Regions from separate parts of the Mus musculus genome. Here region 2 is linked to region 1. A link is a loop called in an ENCODE intact Hi-C map of the cell type or tissue named here. Cell type or tissue: left cerebral cortex. All regions are shown on one strand. Each heading gives the region's core, and the rest is flanking DNA. Links, peaks and the distances in the headings are about the cores only.

Region 1 (8,830 bases), core at 386-8,385:
GTTAGGGTTTTTGTTAGTTCATTTTTAGCAGCTGAGTCTAACGGTCTAACTACATACCAGATATGAAGGGCAGTTAAATTAGGAGTGTTGGCTGAGCCAAGAATCACCCAGCTCTCCACATATAATAGACGTAAAAAATGGCACAAAGAGCAAATGCATCCATAACCTTGAACCACAGAGGAAAAACCATTCTGAGCAAAATTCTGTTCCAATTCACCCTGTGAGTTTTCGGTTTCTGTTGATGTCAACGATGATGAAGCCGTGTGGGTCTGAAGACAATAAGCAAGCCCCCGACCCCCCTCAGTGGTAGCTAAACAAAGCACCGTGCTGGATATATCAAAGCTATGTTGTCAAAAATCGAACAGCTCCATCATTGCTCAATCTTCTAAAACCCACGAATTTATTTGACTGTGTTTGTGAACAATTCAGTCTATCAATGTTAGCACAGAAATATGACAAGAGGAGACAGGATCTCAGGACCCAGCGAGTTAGTAGGAGATTTCCTCAAGAGGAATAGAATTTGGGGAGATGAAGAGTTGGCTCAGTGGGCAAATCCCCTGCCACAAAAGCCTGGTGACCTGTGTTTGGATCCCAGCACCCATATTCAAAGCTGGGCATGCAGGCATGGAAATGTACTTCACCACTGAGAAGATGAGGAAGGGGGCTCCCTGGAGTTTGATGGCAGCAAGTCTTGCTGAATCCATGAGGTGCAGGTTCAGTGAGATTCTGTCTCAAATACTAAGGTGGAGAGTGATCGAGAGAGTCACATGATAGGGACTTCTGACCTCTACATATATGTACACAAACTCATATGCACCCATAACATAGACACATACGCACGTACACACCACACACACACACAAAAAATGGGGATGGAACAAGATGTAATCCTCTTGAACTCACAAGTGAATTTTTTAATTTTGTAAGGGAAAGGGGTCATCAAATAAATATTCAACAACTTGGTCTATTCATTCACTCCCAATGTCCAGTGTTACAGCATCTACTGTTTCTGATGCTTATTCACTGTATCCTTAGCCATCACTTCTGAAACTTTTCCATACTAGAGAATCTTCCAAAGATGCAATTTCTATCAGTAGGCCTGGAATGAAGGCAGAGTTTGCTATCTTTTGTTTCTTTTATTGCGCATATGCTTATGCCATAGTACAAATGGCGGGGTCAGAGGACAACTTTGGGAATTTGGTTCTCTCCTTCCACCATGTGGGTCTCCGGGTAAACTCAGTTCCTCAGGCTGGGCGGCAAGTACCTTTACCTGCTGAGCCATCTCCTCAGCCCAAGAGTTTTCACTTGTTACAAACCTCAGGTGATGTCAGAATTGCTGGTCAAAAGACTGCAGCCTTTGGAACACTGAAACACAAGGCCAATTCTGAGTTGTAAGAAGAAAAGGACCAAGTTTTACCACTTCCCCAGTGCCTGTCACGGAGCTTTTCTTGGCCTGTACAGGTTCAAGAAATAAATGAGTGTCTAAATAAATACTGCCTGTGATTTACATCTGCACATACATTTTTATAACTGTGATATGCGAAAAGTTTACCAGTGTTGTCAATAAATGTAAGAATAAGAGTGGCTGCGATCTGGGGAAATAAAGAAGGCGTGGCAGACAGAAGAAAATAAAATAGACAAGAGAGTGCTATTAAAGTGTAAGGAGGTTGAAACCCAGGCAAAAACAGGCTGTACAAAAGTATACTTTTAAAAAGAAAGTAAATAAAAGGTACTTTTAAAAAGTAAAGAATAATTAGGTCAATTCTGCCACACTAGACCTATGGGCTGGTAGGGGAGCGCTCGTACTGTTTTGTTCCTATATTGGAGGTTAAACCCAGAAGCTTAAGTATGTAGGGCAGAGAGGTAAATTCCACTATTATATTTTCAAGCATATATATGTGTGTGTGTGTGTGTGTGTGTGTGTGTGTGTGTGTGTGTGTGTGTGTGTGTGTCTATATCTATATGAAATGGAGTACATGTTGATTGCCTCCCACCACCCTCCCCTAATCCCCTTCTGGCCCAAAGAGTGCCCTCTTCTGCTTTCATGGCCCAGACATTCCATGTCCTCTCCTGTGCCCTGACCCGTGCCCTTAGAGCTCCTCGTCCCCTCCTCTAGCTCCTCTTCTCATCTCAGGTCTGATCTGAATGAACCTAAATCTCAGTTCCCTGTATGAGGGGAAACATTTGTGTCTCTGGATGTGCTGGACGCCCTGCCACGGGAGAAGAAGCTCAGTGCCCACCACTGAGTCTCATCTGGCCCCAATGCCAGCACATCTGAGGTTTCCAAACCTCTCGAGCCAGTGGCTGAAGAATTCTTCTTTGCAGACTTTCAAAGGGTGATCAGCAACCAAACATAGAGGGGCTTCTCTGTGATTCCAAAGATTAGGGAGATAAAGGCAGGAGAATCAGGAGCTCAAGGCCAGCCTGGGCTCTGGAGTTAGTTGGACAGAGGCCAACCTGAACGACATGAGATCCTGTCTCAGGAAAAAGGGCAAGAGAGAAACAAAGAAATAAGAAGTGGGGGAGGGGGCTGGAAAGATGACTCGGAGTTAAGAATACCTACTGCTCTTGCAGACGATCCAAATTCAGTTCCTAAAACCCACATTGAGCAGCTCACTGCCACTTGTAACTCTAGCTTCAGGAGAGAAGATGCCTCTGGGATCCTTGGGCAGTCCACATGCACAACCCCCAACATACACACACACACACACACACACACACACACACACACACACAAATATATATATACTCACATACACACACAGACATGCATACACATATTTACACAAACATAAACACAGACACACACACACATATACACACTAAAATGTATTTTTAAAAGGTCAAAAAGAGAACAAAGCAGTTGGCTTATAGACAGGGTATGACTGACGGTGGCCCCTGGTTCCTGTCCAGCTCAGCCTCCAGTCTTATGTCTGCTGGTGGGGTGTTTAAAGATGGATAAACCAAGAACTCATAGACAGGGCCCTTCCCTGGGTTAAAACCACTGCCATTCTTCTCTGGAGCATTCACTTTGAAAGACAGACTGAGCCTGCCTGTGGTTTCAGGTGGTACAAAGCCCATCAGTTCCTGGGTATGAGATCTATTCAGTCCCCCTAGCTCTCCCTGCTTCCTAGGTCTCTCATGCCTCCGAATTAGAACTTCCCTGGGGAAACATAGTGCACCTTCTCACCTAACACCAATCGGACTCCATGTCTACCGCAATCCTTCCTTGGTAATTTGCATAAGATACACAATCTGTTTGGCGAGGACTCTTGACTAGACTTTGAAGGTCATCCTCCCTGGGTTTGTGGGGGAGGCTAAAGCAAGTATTGGAAGTCCCTAGGGAATCCTGGTTTTATCAATAGAATGTAGAGACTAGATTAAGGACTGTGTGAGGACGGGCCAGAAACCTCTGAAGGTCAGATCAGTTCTCCAAGATGGCTGGAGAATGTGACAACACAGAACGGGGACGTAACATGTTCATCACCACGATGGTGCCCATGTTACCTCACCCAATTTCAGTAACAATCCGTTGAGTTCACAATAGGATGATTCCAGTTTTAAAGATGGGGAGATGAGAAAATAGAGCAAGATCACAATGTTAAGTGAAAAATCTCAGAGTCAGGCCTCACCTGTTTGTCGGTCACTGTAACAGGGCAAGACAGGGAGGCCAGGGAGGCGTCATCCTGAGTTAACCTCTGTCTAATGCTGGACCCAGCATTAATTACGAAGGAAGGGTCACGTTAGGAAAACGCATGTGTGATACCGCTTCTGACTTAACAATATCAGAACTTTGCGGCTCCTTTGCAAGGAGCGTTTTGATTTTTCAGTATCACAAAGGCTGGTAGCTGCCTCGGGGGTCAGCACCACTGTCCTGATTATTTTAGGGGTGGGAGAAATCATGCTGAGGCTCAGAAATTAAATGATTTATTTATTTTTTTTTATGTATGTTATAACAGCCCTCAGGTAGATGAGTGTGGCCCTCTCTCTAGGGAAATGGACTTGAAATGAAATAGGGATTTTCCCAATGGTTCACACTGCTGCTCCCCAGTGACCTGCTCTGATATGCCAAGCCCCCACCCCCACCCCCACCCCCAAGTTCTCAGGCAATTTTTTCTCTCTCTCCAGGGGCCTACTCCATTTCTAATTCTCAGGAAGCTTTCCTCTGCCAATTTAAATGTTAACTCTTAAGAAGCTATGGGAATGTGTACAGAGGGGCTCTCATCCTCATTGGGGTACTAGACAAAGCCTGAGGGACAGAAGCAGGCCAGACCCAGCTCCCCAGGAGTTGAGACAAGAGTTGGGAAGCACAAGTGAGCGGTCATTACAATGAAGGAGTCTGGCCGCTCATTATCCTCCAGTGTCTTAGTCTTAGTTGCTTTCCTCATTTGTGTGACAAATTATCTGACCCTCCAAAAAAGCAAAGCGGGGGGGGGGGTTGTTTGGGCTCACTGTTTGAGGGTACAGTCCCTCATGGTTGTGATGGAAGGAATTCGGGACATCTGGTTACCTTGCATCTATGGTCAGGAAGCAGAGATAAATGATTGCTATCGCTCAGTGTTGAGGGCCCTTGATAACCAACGGTTGAGCAATGTCAATGTCAGCAACATCAATGCCAGCAACGAATCTGCCCAGCCGTTGACCCCTGAACCCCTGTGGCTAAAGACAGGTTGGGATCCTACTCCAGCCAAGTTCAGCTTTGGGGTTGTTCACAAAACCCAAAGCATTAGCTACTAGGCAGGCTACTTGGAGACTCAACTTGGTCAGTTTATACATGCAGCAATGGCAAGTGGCTCGCTTAAAACCTGAGGCCAGGAAGGACCTTGAACTATAACTTCCTTCCCAATGGCATTACTTCCGTATCAATAACCAACCAGTGAGACCCATGTCCACCCTCAAGGGAAGAAGTTTTATGACATCTCTAGAAAAGCCCTATCTAATCTGCTATCACTTTAAAAGCGTATGCTTTCCTGACTGCTAATTACAACTTTCAGTTTAGTGTTAGTCATGTAGAGAAGGAGGATGTTCTCAAAGAAAAAAGAAAAACAGTCAATGAAATTACTTTGCTCATTTTCAAAGTGATGTGTAAAGCATATTGTTGATGATGTTTTTAACCTTCCTGATGGGAGGCTAGGGGGATTGTTCAGGAGGATCCTAGTGGGCTTCCTGGCCAGCCAGGGCGGTTGGTCAATTCAAGGTACAGGGAGAAACGCTGTCTCCAAACTCAAGGTGGGAAGCAACTTGCCTCTACACACATAGACAAATATGTATACACATGCACACACACATACACACACACACACACACACACACGTTATATAAACACAAATGTAAATATACTAATAGTGAGCTAATGCTGCCTGTAATAAACTAGCAAACCATGCCAATTCCTAATGACACTGCTGTTTGGGGAATGCATGTGGAATATAAGCAGAGAGAGTTTGGCACCTGCAGTTTTCAGTTTTGTGTGCAAACCCAAAAATATTTGCTGAGTGCCTAACCTTAGGAACTTCAGAGGAGTCAAACTTAAAAGAATCCATTCTTTTTCTAGTTACTTGGGATCTACTTGTGCAGTGCAGAGAGGGTAGTCACAGATGGGGAGGAGGTGGAACGGAGGGCTGGAAGCAGACCTAGGCGTAGCACAGACTGAAAGCACCAGTGTGGGACTGAACAGAGCTTGCTACATGCCAGGCTGTTAGCAGAATCAGGCAGGCAGCAGCATGCAATAGAGGAAGATTCGGAAAGACAGAAGATCAGCTGGGAAGCAGGGAATGTTTCAGATGTGGGCTTCTCTAAGTTCCCCAATGCACCCACCCATCACAGACACTTGACAAGAGTAGGAAGTGTACCGAAAGGCATGTTCTGTGCAGACAGTGAGGAACATGGCATTCTTGTAGACTTAGTGAGAACGAACAGTGACACAGAGCCTATGGAGACAAGTATAAAGAGTCGTCACGAACTCAGAGAACTGCCGTGCAAGGCAGCAATCCAGTGCTCGGTACTTATCCCAGAGTATTCTCAGGAACTGGAGAGATGCCCGAACCTCTATGTCTACTGTAACACCAACTGTAATAGCTAAGATGTGGGAATAACCAAAACGTACATTGATCAATGAGTGGATAAGCACATCTTGTCTGCATGCTCACAGGAGTGCCTTTTAGCCTTCAAAAGTCTCTGTGGCATCAAGGGGGAACCCTGGGGACATTGCCAAATGAAATTAAACCAGGCAAAGTGCAAATATCAAATAATATCTTTGGAAAAGTCAAATTCACAGACTGGAGGAATGAATGTCAGTGTCTTGGCTGTTTTCCCTATTACTACAATAAAATACCTTGGCAGAATTCACAGGAGAAATAGTTGATTTGGGCCCATTGAGGTTCAATTCAATCATGGTGGGGAAGTTACAGAGGTATCTGGTCACACTGCTTCCACAATCAGAAAGCAGAAAGCACTGAATGCTAATGTTTAATTCAGCTTCTCCTTTTGATATTGTCCAGGATTCTAGCACAGGGAAGGGAGCTACTCATGATGGGTACTTCCCACCTAAATTAAACTAATCAGATAATCTCCTAAGGACATCGCCATATGCCCAGCTCATCTTCCAAGTGATTCTAGAGCCAATCAAGTTAACAATTGTGATTAACCATCATGGACATTCATGTGGAGTGAAAAAGAAATGTGTAGATATATTCTGGTTTACATTTATTCTTTTTATTTTCTGTGTATGAGTGTTTTGCCTGTGTGAATGTCTGTGACCAACATGCATACCTACTGATGGTTGTGAACTGCCCTGTGTCATGTGGGTGCTGGGAACTAAAACCCTTTCCTCTGGAAAAACAGTAAGCGTTCTTAACTGCTGAGCTATCTCTCCATCCCAGGTGTCATCACTGGGTGTCGACTTCCAGTCAAGCCAGATGGATAAGCTATGAGCTCCTTTTTACAACCTCATATAAACAAGCAATGTCGATATATTGCACACTTAAAATTGTGTTCCACAAGTAAATCTCATGTGAAATAGTCTCACAAAAATAAATTTTAGTAAGGAAGAGGCTAGAGAGAAGGCACATCCGTTAAGAGCACGTATTACTTTCGCAGAGGACCTAAGTTTGGCTTCCAGCATTCATATGGAGTGGCTCAAAACTGACTCTAGCTTGAGTCCCAGGAAGTCTGACACCCCTTCCAGCCTCTCTGGGCTCTACACTTAGCTGCACATACCCACACACAAACACGTAAGAAAAGCGAGACAAACCTTTAAAACTTTTTAAAGCAATTAAAGAAATAGCAGCTATGAATTTGAGAGAGAGCAGAGGATGGGATTATGGGAAGAGTTGGAAAGAGGAAATGGAAGACTGACATCAAGCAATTATATCTTAAAAATTAATATTTTTTAAAAATTTATTGATTTTTAAGCCAAGATTTAAGGATTTGTGTTTGTCTTTTATTACACCTTGACATATCACAGCATATATGCTTTAATAAAAGAGAAGAAGCTCTCTCACGTGGCCTGGAGTTTAGGTAAATGTAATATCTAACAAAAGCACTGGTAAAGCTTTGGCACTTGTAGAGATAGTCCTGATGGAGAAACTGGGAGAAGCTTCTGGAGTAGACACCTTCTGAGGCAGAATTTGAAGCTGAGAAAAATCGCTTGAGAACATCTGTCAAGAAACAAGATGGAAGATTAAGAGTACAGATGAAGGAGGAGGAAGGTGGAGGTGACTAGGGTGCTGAGAAGGGAGGCAAGGCTTGGCCCCACCCCAGGACAGTCTCTGCTGTATGATTGACAGGGGTTTATTGTGCCTACCTCTGTGTTGTAAAGTATTAACTCAGCATATTAACATAGTAGGTCCCAATTCTGGAATCAGAGCCAGCATGCTGTGACTTGGTTCTCAGCTGGGGACTCACACAGTTGCATCTTGATGATAGAAACTATCCCTGACTCCAGCCATAGTATACACACTTTCAATCTCTCCAGCTTCTGTCTCCTACTGAAGAATATTCTTTTGATGAACTCCATGCCTGGAGCAGGCCCACTAGGTAAGATCATCAGCTTAAGTTCAGCTGATGAGTGAAGATCAGCACTGTCCCATAGGTAAGCTCCCCTTTGTAACTGAGCACAGCCTTGAGTAAGCACAGGACAGAGGCCAGCTTACAACGCTGCCTGGCTCATCTCCTGTGCACATGGAAAGGGACTAACCCATGTTCTTGGATGCAGAGAGCACAGAAAAGGAGATGAATGGTAGAGATGGATGCCAAGCACTGGGGCCTGATGAAAACAGTATTCTCTGCCTTCTTCAGAAAGATGTAGAAGACCCTCATCTCCTGAGGTTTAGGAGGAAGTCTCCACCCCCTCAATCTCCTGAACACTGGAAGGAAGCCTCTTTGGAGCCTGTTCCTCACAATGTACAGCCTAGGGCAAGACCGAAGTCCAACTGGTCTTCAGCCTTGATATTGTCAAGAGGGAAGCTGTGCTTGATGGGATCTCTTGAGGAAGAAATGGGAAGATTTGACAGTGATTCACCAATGGCGGGGAACTGTCAGAATGTGTGGGAACTTCAGGTTTTTACAGTGAATTTAAAGAAACAAACTTTATTGTCTTAACTTTGTATCATACATAATGTGCTCCCTGACAATCACTTTGCAAAGATATCTGAAGGAGCAGGATTTTATAACCATGGGAGGTTTGGAGATGCATCTGAATTATCACTTCTTCCAAAATAGTCTTCTAAAGCTTTGCGATGAGCCTATTGAGTCATAGACCAAGCACTTACTTCTTTTCTTCTATAGATAGCTCAGGAAAGCGGGACAAACTGCATGCGAGGTTTCCTGTTCC
Region 2 (8,830 bases), core at 370-8,369, 240 kb before region 1:
TTTTGTGTGCACATGTGTGAGTGTGGTGTGTGTGTGTGTGTGTGTTTGTGTGTGTGTGTGTGTGTGTGTGTGTGTGTGTGTGTGTGTGTGTGTGTGCTTGAGCATGTACAGGCACTCAGGTGCACACACATGTATGCCCATCAGCAGAGAAGAAGGAAGCACATTGGAAAGCCTTCTCTATCATTCTCCATCTTAGTCCCTTGAGACGGTGACTCTCACTGAACCGTAAACTAAGCTGATGGTCCAGCTCTTCTCCTGTGTCTGTCTCCCACAGCACTAGAGTACAGGTTCATGCATTGACATGCCCAAAGGATACTAGGTTCTATACTAAGGTCACGATTGTACAGCCAGCACTCTTATCCTCTGAAAGCTCTATTTTTTTTTTAAATAAAATATCACTACATTCTGGCTTGGCTGTAGATGTGTGAACTTCATCTGCTTTGTTGAAAACGTTGATGGTCTGTTTTGGGACCTCAGCTGCATTCAAGAGACCATGGAGATAACATCAAACATATTTGGGCATCATGGGGAGGGCTACATGTCAGGGGTATTCACACCTTCTTCCCACTCCAGAGACATAAGGAAAGACTTCCCTTCAGAGATAAGCGAGAGGCTGTCAGTTGAGGTACAGCAGGCTGAGCATTTCCAATTTGGTTCCTCGACAGCTACGTGTTGGGTGTGCTCTCCTTATCCTGTAGTCCGTCTGCAGATACCTTCCAAGGTATGATGGCAGGCCTTATTGCCTGCGTCACTGCCTGCAACACTGTAGGTTGTCTGGTCACATGCCCTGTGCACTTAAGCAGCTCGTTGTACTTCCTGCTAGCTTGGTTAAGGAGTTACTGGACAATTCTTTCTAACAACAATGGCTCTCTCAGTGTACTTTGGTATGTCATAGTCAGTCACCCTCAAAGTTCAGCAAAGCCCAAGACCATTGGAGGTTCAAGACTCTCGAGGTTACAGGCAGAACTGCCACGAATGAAGAGGGTGGTGAAATCGTCACCGAACAGCTGGGCATGTTTCAGTGTCCGCATCAAGTAGAACGCTTAGGATAAGGGAGATCTTCTGATATTGTCTTTTATTTTATGTACTTCAAACACTGCACTTTACAGAAAGCCGTGGGAACAGAGACACTAAACAAAATTAAATTTTGTGGAATTACAATACAAAACATAAATTTCCTATCTTTTTTTTTTTGTGAACATATCAACTGAGACTTGTCAGGTGTGTTTGCTGCTTTATAACATGGCTTTTGTATTTGCAGTAGCAGCCAGGCTACTCCTGAGTGTTACACCCTCATTCTTACAGACAGCTTCCTAAAGGATCCTCTGTACGTCCTTACACACACGCTTGAATTGCCTTAAATGGCCTTACACACGCTGCCTCCTTTCATTGGGTATTATATTCATAGCCTTCCTTTTTCTTCTTAAGAACTTGATTATCTTTAAAGCATTTTTAAAGTAAATTCTTCTTAAATGGAGGATTTTTTTGTCTAATATTTGTTTAATAGTTTAAAACTACATGTATTTATTTTTCTTGCATGTGTGCGTGCACACACTTGTAGCAGTTAGAGGACAACTTGAAGGAGTTGGTCCTCTCCTTCCACTTTATGGATCCTGGGGCCCAAACTCAGGGGGTTGGATTGGGAGCAAGTGCCTTTAACTTCTGAGCCAGCTCACTAGCCTTACTTTATTTTTAAAAACTTTTACTCTGATTTTGTGAGCAATAAGGTCAATAGAACTATTTGCAATGAGCTTAAACATAATAAATCAGAATTCTGATAACTTGTTGGATGCTGGTGCTGACAAATACTTGCAGAATGAACTTCTGAGTCTAGTTATCTTCCAGATATACAGTATGGGATGCTGAAAGCGGAGTCTAAGGGTCATTAGAGCAAGCCACTGCCATTACTCATCTGAAAGGGCTTTGAAGAATCAAAAGTGCTGGGCAAAGGCAGGGTGTTATAATTACCCAGGCTTCTTATCCATTAACATAAACATACCATGGATACAATGTGACTAATTAATCTTTAATGTCTTCCTGTGAGGGTGGTCATTATCTATGAATGGATCCCTTTGCAGGATGGAAAAAAATTGAAACTGCTAGGCTAAGTTTATCCCAGGCCCCAATATGTTAGCACTGCTAATCCAGAACTCTTCTCAAGTGGTTCAGTCTGTAAGAGTGGACTAAAGAAAATCCTCGTTTGGAGAGACAAAGGACAACACTGTTTGTGCAGGGGACAGTGAAGGCTCCATGATGACAAGTGGTTTAAAAAAAAAAACCAAACATTTATCTGAATAGTTTTTGTTTCAGTTTGTCTCTGGATTCAAGGACTTGAATTGGCACTAAGACAGAGTCATGGCCTCTGGATCTTTAGGCTTCATGTTGTAGTCAGACACAGTTGATACATATCAGTCCAAAAACACTACCACCTCCCGCTGGTCCTCAAATTCCAGTGGTGGAGGTGCTTTCCTTTCCCATCGACAATACAAAATCCTGGCACTGGTGTCATTGTACAAAAACCTGGTCACAAGCTCATTTTTGAATGTGTGAAGTAACCAGGGTGTTACGGTTTTGTGATTGCCCTAAATGTAGACCAGTGATCATTCTTGGAGGGTAAGGGGACAAATGATCACTACCCTGTCCACAGTCGTACCATCCTGAACACATCTGCTTTCACCTAATCACCCTGCCCGATCCTTGGTCATAACACCTGTGTAGGGGGTGGTTCTGCTGCAAAGGTCCTAGTCCTCAACTGGTTCTTAATTGACTAATAAAGAAACCAGCAACCAATGACTGAGGATGGAGCGGGACACTTAGAATTGCACAGGAGGGCACAAGGAGAATCGAGAGAACTAGGGGAGGAGGAGGGGGAGGAGGAGGAGGAGGAGGAGGAGGAGGAGGAGGAGGAGGAGGAGGGGGAGGGGGAGGAGGAGGAGGAGGAGGAGAAAGAGATAAAGCCAACCAGCCATATGAGTTTTTGGTTGGAGTGGCCAATGGTCACTCTATCCAATTATGTCTAGGGTGGCAGGGGAGGTTTAGGAGTGCCCAGTCATTGAGTTAGCAAAGGCATTTTAAGATTAACTGGTGTGAGTGTATGTGTGTGTGTGTGTGTGTGTGTGTGTGTGTGTGTGTGTGTGTGTGTTATTTTTTTTTTTTATCCGTGGATCCAACAGAATCTAGGTAGGGGCTGGAAGTGTGGTCCACTCAGAGCTTATAGCAGGTTAGCAAAAACTACACACAACACTCCTGAGACAATCCTTTCCCACAATATGTTATAACCCACAGAATGGAGGTCAGATGCTCAAGAGCAAAACAAGACAGACATCCTCCTACAGCATATCTCCGAAGAAGGAAAAATTCAGAGAGGAGAGAGTCCATTTCCTGAACTGGAAGAGTCTCTAAAAGAGAATTCAGACAAGATCAGAGGCCAGGGAGGGCAGAGGTTTGAAATAGAGGCCAATGCATGAGCGATAGCTATGCGTGATGTTTGATAATGCCTGCCCAACCAGGAACAAAATTGACCCATAGTATAGCTGGAACAGCCAGCGCTGTCACACTTGCCTCGGTGTCTCATCCCTTGAGGCGACCTCTGAAGTGTGTTAAGTCTAAAGAATCTGTCACCTATACACTCTCCCAGTGACAGAACAGTCCCTGCTCTCCTCACTCAATCTACTATGCACGAACACTTTCACAGTCCCAGTGGGAATCTTGGCTCCAGATCGGCTAAGCCCACACCACCAGATGGTCCCATCTTCTAATTGGTTCCATCTCCTTTAGTCTTTGGCAGGAATAAAACTTTCCCTGGGCCTGAAGAAGGGAGGCCAGGGAGAGCCAGGATCACAGGAAAGAGGCTTTAACTTGGGCTAAACATACTGAGATCCTAAGCTGGTATTTATCCAAGGGAAGAGAGGCATGGCTTTCTTTCACAGGTCACAAATTAACAATGTACTGTCATTCTCAAGCATGGGGTTCTTGTAGCTGGAAAGAGATGCAGTCACATAGGCCAGTTGATCTTGTGTAAGGCCTGCATGAAGTCATTAGTTTTTATGTGCTTCGTAGTAGATGCCATTATTATTGCTAGGCAAGTTTTCTCTCCTCCAAGTCACTAATCCATTCACGTTGTGTCTGCTAGTGTGACTTACTCTGGATATTTGCCGGTCCATAGATCTGTCTCAAGCAAGACCCATGGAAGAGCATGCCTGTAGAGCCTGCTGGTTCTGGGAGAAAGAGAGCACAGGTGTCAGAGATGACTAAAAATTTCATGCACTCAAGTCCCAGAGAGGTCATGCCCCAGCAACCTGTGGACCTGCCAAGGCTGCAGGGGTTACATAGTATTGCACATCATGTAATAGGGGCTGCCTTGCTTTGCAAGAATAACCCACTGATAGAAGCAACTACCAACTTGATTCAACACTTGACTAGTCACAAAAGAAACACTGAAAAATGGTAGTCTGGTCCTGGTCTCTATAAACTAGATATTCTAGCAAAAGAGGGGGACAATAAACATACTCATATTAAAGAAAATATTTTATTTTTGATTTATTTTTATTATTTTATTTTTATTTACATGTGTACGTGTGTGCATGTATACCACATATATGTAGATACCCTTGAGGTCAGAAGAGGGCATCAGATTCCCTGGAGCTGGAGTTATAGGTTATTCTGAGTAACCCAGTATGGGTGCTGTAGGTACCTAACTCTGGGTCCTCTGCCTGAGCAGACGAGTCAACAGGTACAGAAGCCCTGAACATGCAAGCAGAGGCTTCCTAAGCATCCCTCACAGAAAGGGGATGCGGTTGGCTGCACTTCCTGGCTTAGCTCTAGAAGATGCTAGAGTTGCTTATCAGGATGGCAGGAGGTTCCTGTGTGCCTACGCGTGTATGATTCATTCTTTCAGAGAAGAAGAACTACATTCTTCTGGGTACCCCTTCCCAAGCATGTGATCGATCACAAAATGATACTGAGGTCTGAACTTTGTGTGAAGGAAATGTTAGGTTGAAGAACTCACCTCCTGTTCCGGGTTCCATTTGTTAACTGAGGTTCATTGAATTGGAGCAGAGTCTGAGCAAACAGGAGGAGCCAGTTCTGCATCCCTCACTTCTCCTGCATCCCTCACTTCTCCTGCATCCCTCACTTCTCCTGCATCCCTCACTTCTCCTGCATCCCTCACTTCTCCTGCATCCCTCACTTCTCCTGCATCCCTCACTTCTCCTGCATCCCTCACTTCTCCTGCATCCCTCACTTCTCCTGCATCCCTCACTTCTCCTGCATCCCTCACTTCTCCTGCATCCCTCACTTCTCCTGCATCCCTCACTTCTCCTGCATCCCTCACTTCTCCTGCATCCCTCACTTCTCCTGCATCCCTCACTTCTCCTGCATCCCTCACTTCTCCTGTACCCCTCACTTCTCCTGCATCCCTCACTTCTCCTGCATCCCTCACTTCTCCTGCATCCCTCACTTCTCCTGTACCCCTCACTTCTCCTGCATCCCTCACTTCTCTTGTGTTGTAGCCTCCTAGATGGCAATGAACATGATCTCCCAGCTCTCTGCTCTCCACTGACTCCTCACACCAGACAAGAAGAACCAACATGGGGGTTGGGGGTAGATGACTCTCAGCGCTTTGGTATGTGGCTTCTCCTCTGACTGGCCTAGTGAACCAATTCCTCTTGGGTTATATGTGGATTTCTCAGTGGCAAAGCCCAGTCTTCCATCGTTGTTTCTTGTAGTCTATGGGTGTTGGGTGGTCTCCACACCCCTACCAGGGACATTAACTTTACAGGCCTGTGTTTGTTTAGCCTATCGCTATTGGTGTTTCTCCCAAAAATGTGTGCTGCTTTCCTCCCCAATGTCTCCCCATTGTCCAGCATACTATCCTCCACATCTAATATCTGAAACGAGCGTCCATACTTAGATAAGGAAGCAGAATGTGGCTCTGACCTGCCGCTTCCGCTTTTGATTGCTGGGGTACCATTCATCTGTGCTCGGGAATGGCTCCCAGCCTCCTCAGGTCTCTCAGCCCTCCACCCCTCACATGCCACATGTTCATCTTGCAGCTCCTCTGACCCTTGAACTGGTCCCTAGTTCCATTTCTTGGCTACTAAGGTTCTAGCTTCCACCTTCTGCCCGGCTCCTCCACACTGTGCTCCACTGACACATAGCTGGCAGACAGTGTCCTTTCTGCTGTTTCTAGTCTTGAACCTTCTCTGTCTGAAAAATGTCACCGAAGACTAGTCATCTTGCATTATGATAAAAATCAGCCCAGAGTCCAGGCCCCTCTCTAGTACAGTCTCTCTCTTCCTATTTCAGACTTAAAGCTCTGCTTACTCTGTGCTTCAGGCAGATGCACTCCCAGTCCTGCCTGCAGATCTCCGAACCGCTTTCACATTGCTTCTCTTCCTGTGACTGCCTCCCCAGAGAGAGTTCTTCTCTTCACCTGCTAACTCTCCACCCACTTATTCAGTCCAGCGGCGTTTACTGTCCACCCACTCTGCATCAGCCCTAGGACCACAGCAGAAAACCCATCAAAGCCCCAAATGCTCTTAGGGTGGACACGCTGCAGAACAAATAGAAACCATGAATTTAAATACTTCTTAAATGCTTCTGACTCAGCCGATGGAGGCACAGGCAGGGTAGGGGCTGCACATGCTTGGTTCTTGTGTTTGCCTCCATCTCCTGTGGCTTGGGGCAAGAATGGAAGCTTCTCTGTGCCCAAGGAGGGAGATGAAGGAAGTTGTCAAGGTCCATTAAAAAACAAACAAACAAACAAACAACAGGTGGATGTCTTCAAAGAGAGATTTTAGAAGGATGGTTTGTGTATGGCTTCTGTGAAGAGGGGATAGTTGGACTGAGTCTTTGTATTTGTTTCCTTCTTGGTCTCTATGTCAGAAATGCCTGACAAGAAATAACTTAGCCCATTGTTTGGGGGTCCAGTCCATCTGTAGAAAGCCATAGGAACAGGTGTGTGAGGCAGCTGGTCACATTATATCCACAGTCAGGAAGCAGAGGGAAGGAGAGAGAAAGAAAGGTCAGCTCTCAGCTTGTTGTTTCCTTTTCACCCAGTCCAGAGCCCCAGCCCACATGATTGTGACACCCATAGTCAAGATGGGTCTCCCCACCTCAGCACAATCTAGGAAATCTATCACGAATGCACACAGAGGCTTGTCTCCTAAGTGATTCTAGATCCTATCAACCTGACAGTCAGATTAATCATTACAGCACTGTGATGGATGGAACCTTCTGTAACGCTGGGAGATATAAATCAGCATTGTGCTGTCTATTAAAACAGCCACTGACTACACTCATTTACTAAGCATTTGAAATATAACTACTAGAGTTAAATCTTTAATAGTTTTCAATCTTATTAATGTTAAGTAGCCACATATGGATAGAGGTTATCACAGTAGACATTATAGACCCAATGACCAGAATAACCCAGAAAGGAAAGAATAGCAAATATACAGACTTTAACATGGGAGCAAAGTTGCATATTCTATAAACAAAAAGCAAAATATATAGCCAAAGCATGCTGAGCAAAGAGATAGGCAGAGTTTTGTCATGGTGATAAGAATTTAAGATTAATTTTAAATACTATATAGTTATTAATAGTAGTATAAGTATATGATTTTACTTTTCTAAAGTCACCAAGATTCCCTGTGGGAAACTGATGCAAACTGATGCAGTGATATAAAACTAATGTGTGATAGACAGTGTTTACCAAATGCCTCAGCTACATAAAACAAAGACTTAAAAGTCTATTACTGACCTCAAATTGACTGTAGTTCCCCCTGTCCTCAGCTGGATGGTCTGGATTCCCAGAAAGACAAGTGTCTGCTGTGTATCTCTCTCAGGAGTAAAGAAAGGTCCAGGAAGCCAGAACATCTGGCGAAGAATCACAGGGGTCAGAACATCTGGCGAAGGATCACAGGAGTTGGAGCTAACCCTGATCATAAATTGACATTTTTTTCTACTTTGTGTCACAACCTTAAATATTGCATTGGTTCAAGTAAAGTCACATCCTTGAATCTGTAGGGATGATTGACAAAAATCTCATGGCAAAGAGAACGTGCATAATTCTCTAATCATGACTCAAAATGCCATAGAGGTGTGTGGGGAGACCAGCTCAGAATCTTCAACAGTTCTGGATAGGGGAGTAATGGTAATATTGTGCTTTTGATACTATCTGTCATCCTCTCAGATACCACTATTGTCCTGTGAGGCCTTTTATCATTCCTTCAGTAACACATTATTTATTTTCCTTTTATTTCATCAGCCCCTCCCCCCTTTTATGGGCTTTTATTGTCCCCTTTGACTTTCTACCTTCTCTACCCCCCAAAAGGCCAACACCAACTGTGGAGACCCTCAGCCCTTAGAGAGTAGACAATGATAATAGGACTAGGTAGCCAACTGCCTATAATAACAAGCCATAGATGCCCCCAGGGTAGGATAATGGTTAAGAGTGAGGATTTTGGCTTCCCTAATTTTGGATCGCAGGTGATTTTATAAGCGACTTAAGCTCTCAAAGCCCTGGTTTCTCATTTTGTAAAGCAACAGTAATGACACATTCCTCTTAAGTCGTGTGGACCAAAGCAGATAAACTTAGAAAGTGCTTAGCATAAGACCTGGAGCACAGTAAGTAGCCAGTAAATGGGAACTATTACTGTTTGTTCAATCTAATTGTTTGCGGTTACAAGCTCCTTTGGAGATGCCCTCCAGAGTCTTCACCAGAAAAATCCAATGTTCTTATCTCAATGAGGGACGTGGAAAGTAAAAATGCCCTGGATGGGATTCTGTAATTTAGTTGGGAAATATCTCGACCCAAAGCCTCTTTGAC

Evidence for each region. Peaks named below come from ENCODE experiments on the same cell type or tissue, not always from the same donor. Only the 100,000 strongest peaks of a DNase experiment are listed, where the experiment ranks them.
Region 2: a loop joins it to region 1, with 2.6 times the contacts of the local background. A loop is called at or near these places in 2 of 42 quality-filtered maps.

What each region holds. Positions count from the first base shown.
Region 1 is chr11:57,266,109-57,274,938 of GRCm38, forward strand. All of the region lies in intron 11 of Gria1 (glutamate receptor, ionotropic, AMPA1 (alpha 1)), which reads left to right. Among named protein-coding and RNA genes, the nearest start is that of Fam114a2, 250 kb to the right of the region's middle. In left cerebral cortex, for the core only: no CTCF peak of the experiment used is centred there; DNase peaks (open chromatin) are centred at 2,545, 4,790, 5,212, 5,704 and 1 more place; H3K27ac peaks cover 3,414 bases.
Region 2 is chr11:57,026,912-57,035,741 of GRCm38, forward strand. All of the region lies in intron 2 of Gria1 (glutamate receptor, ionotropic, AMPA1 (alpha 1)), which reads left to right. Among named protein-coding and RNA genes, the nearest start is that of Gria1, 20 kb to the left of the region's middle. In left cerebral cortex, for the core only: no CTCF peak of the experiment used is centred there; DNase peaks (open chromatin) are centred at 3,732, 4,848 and 6,334; H3K27ac peaks cover 920 bases.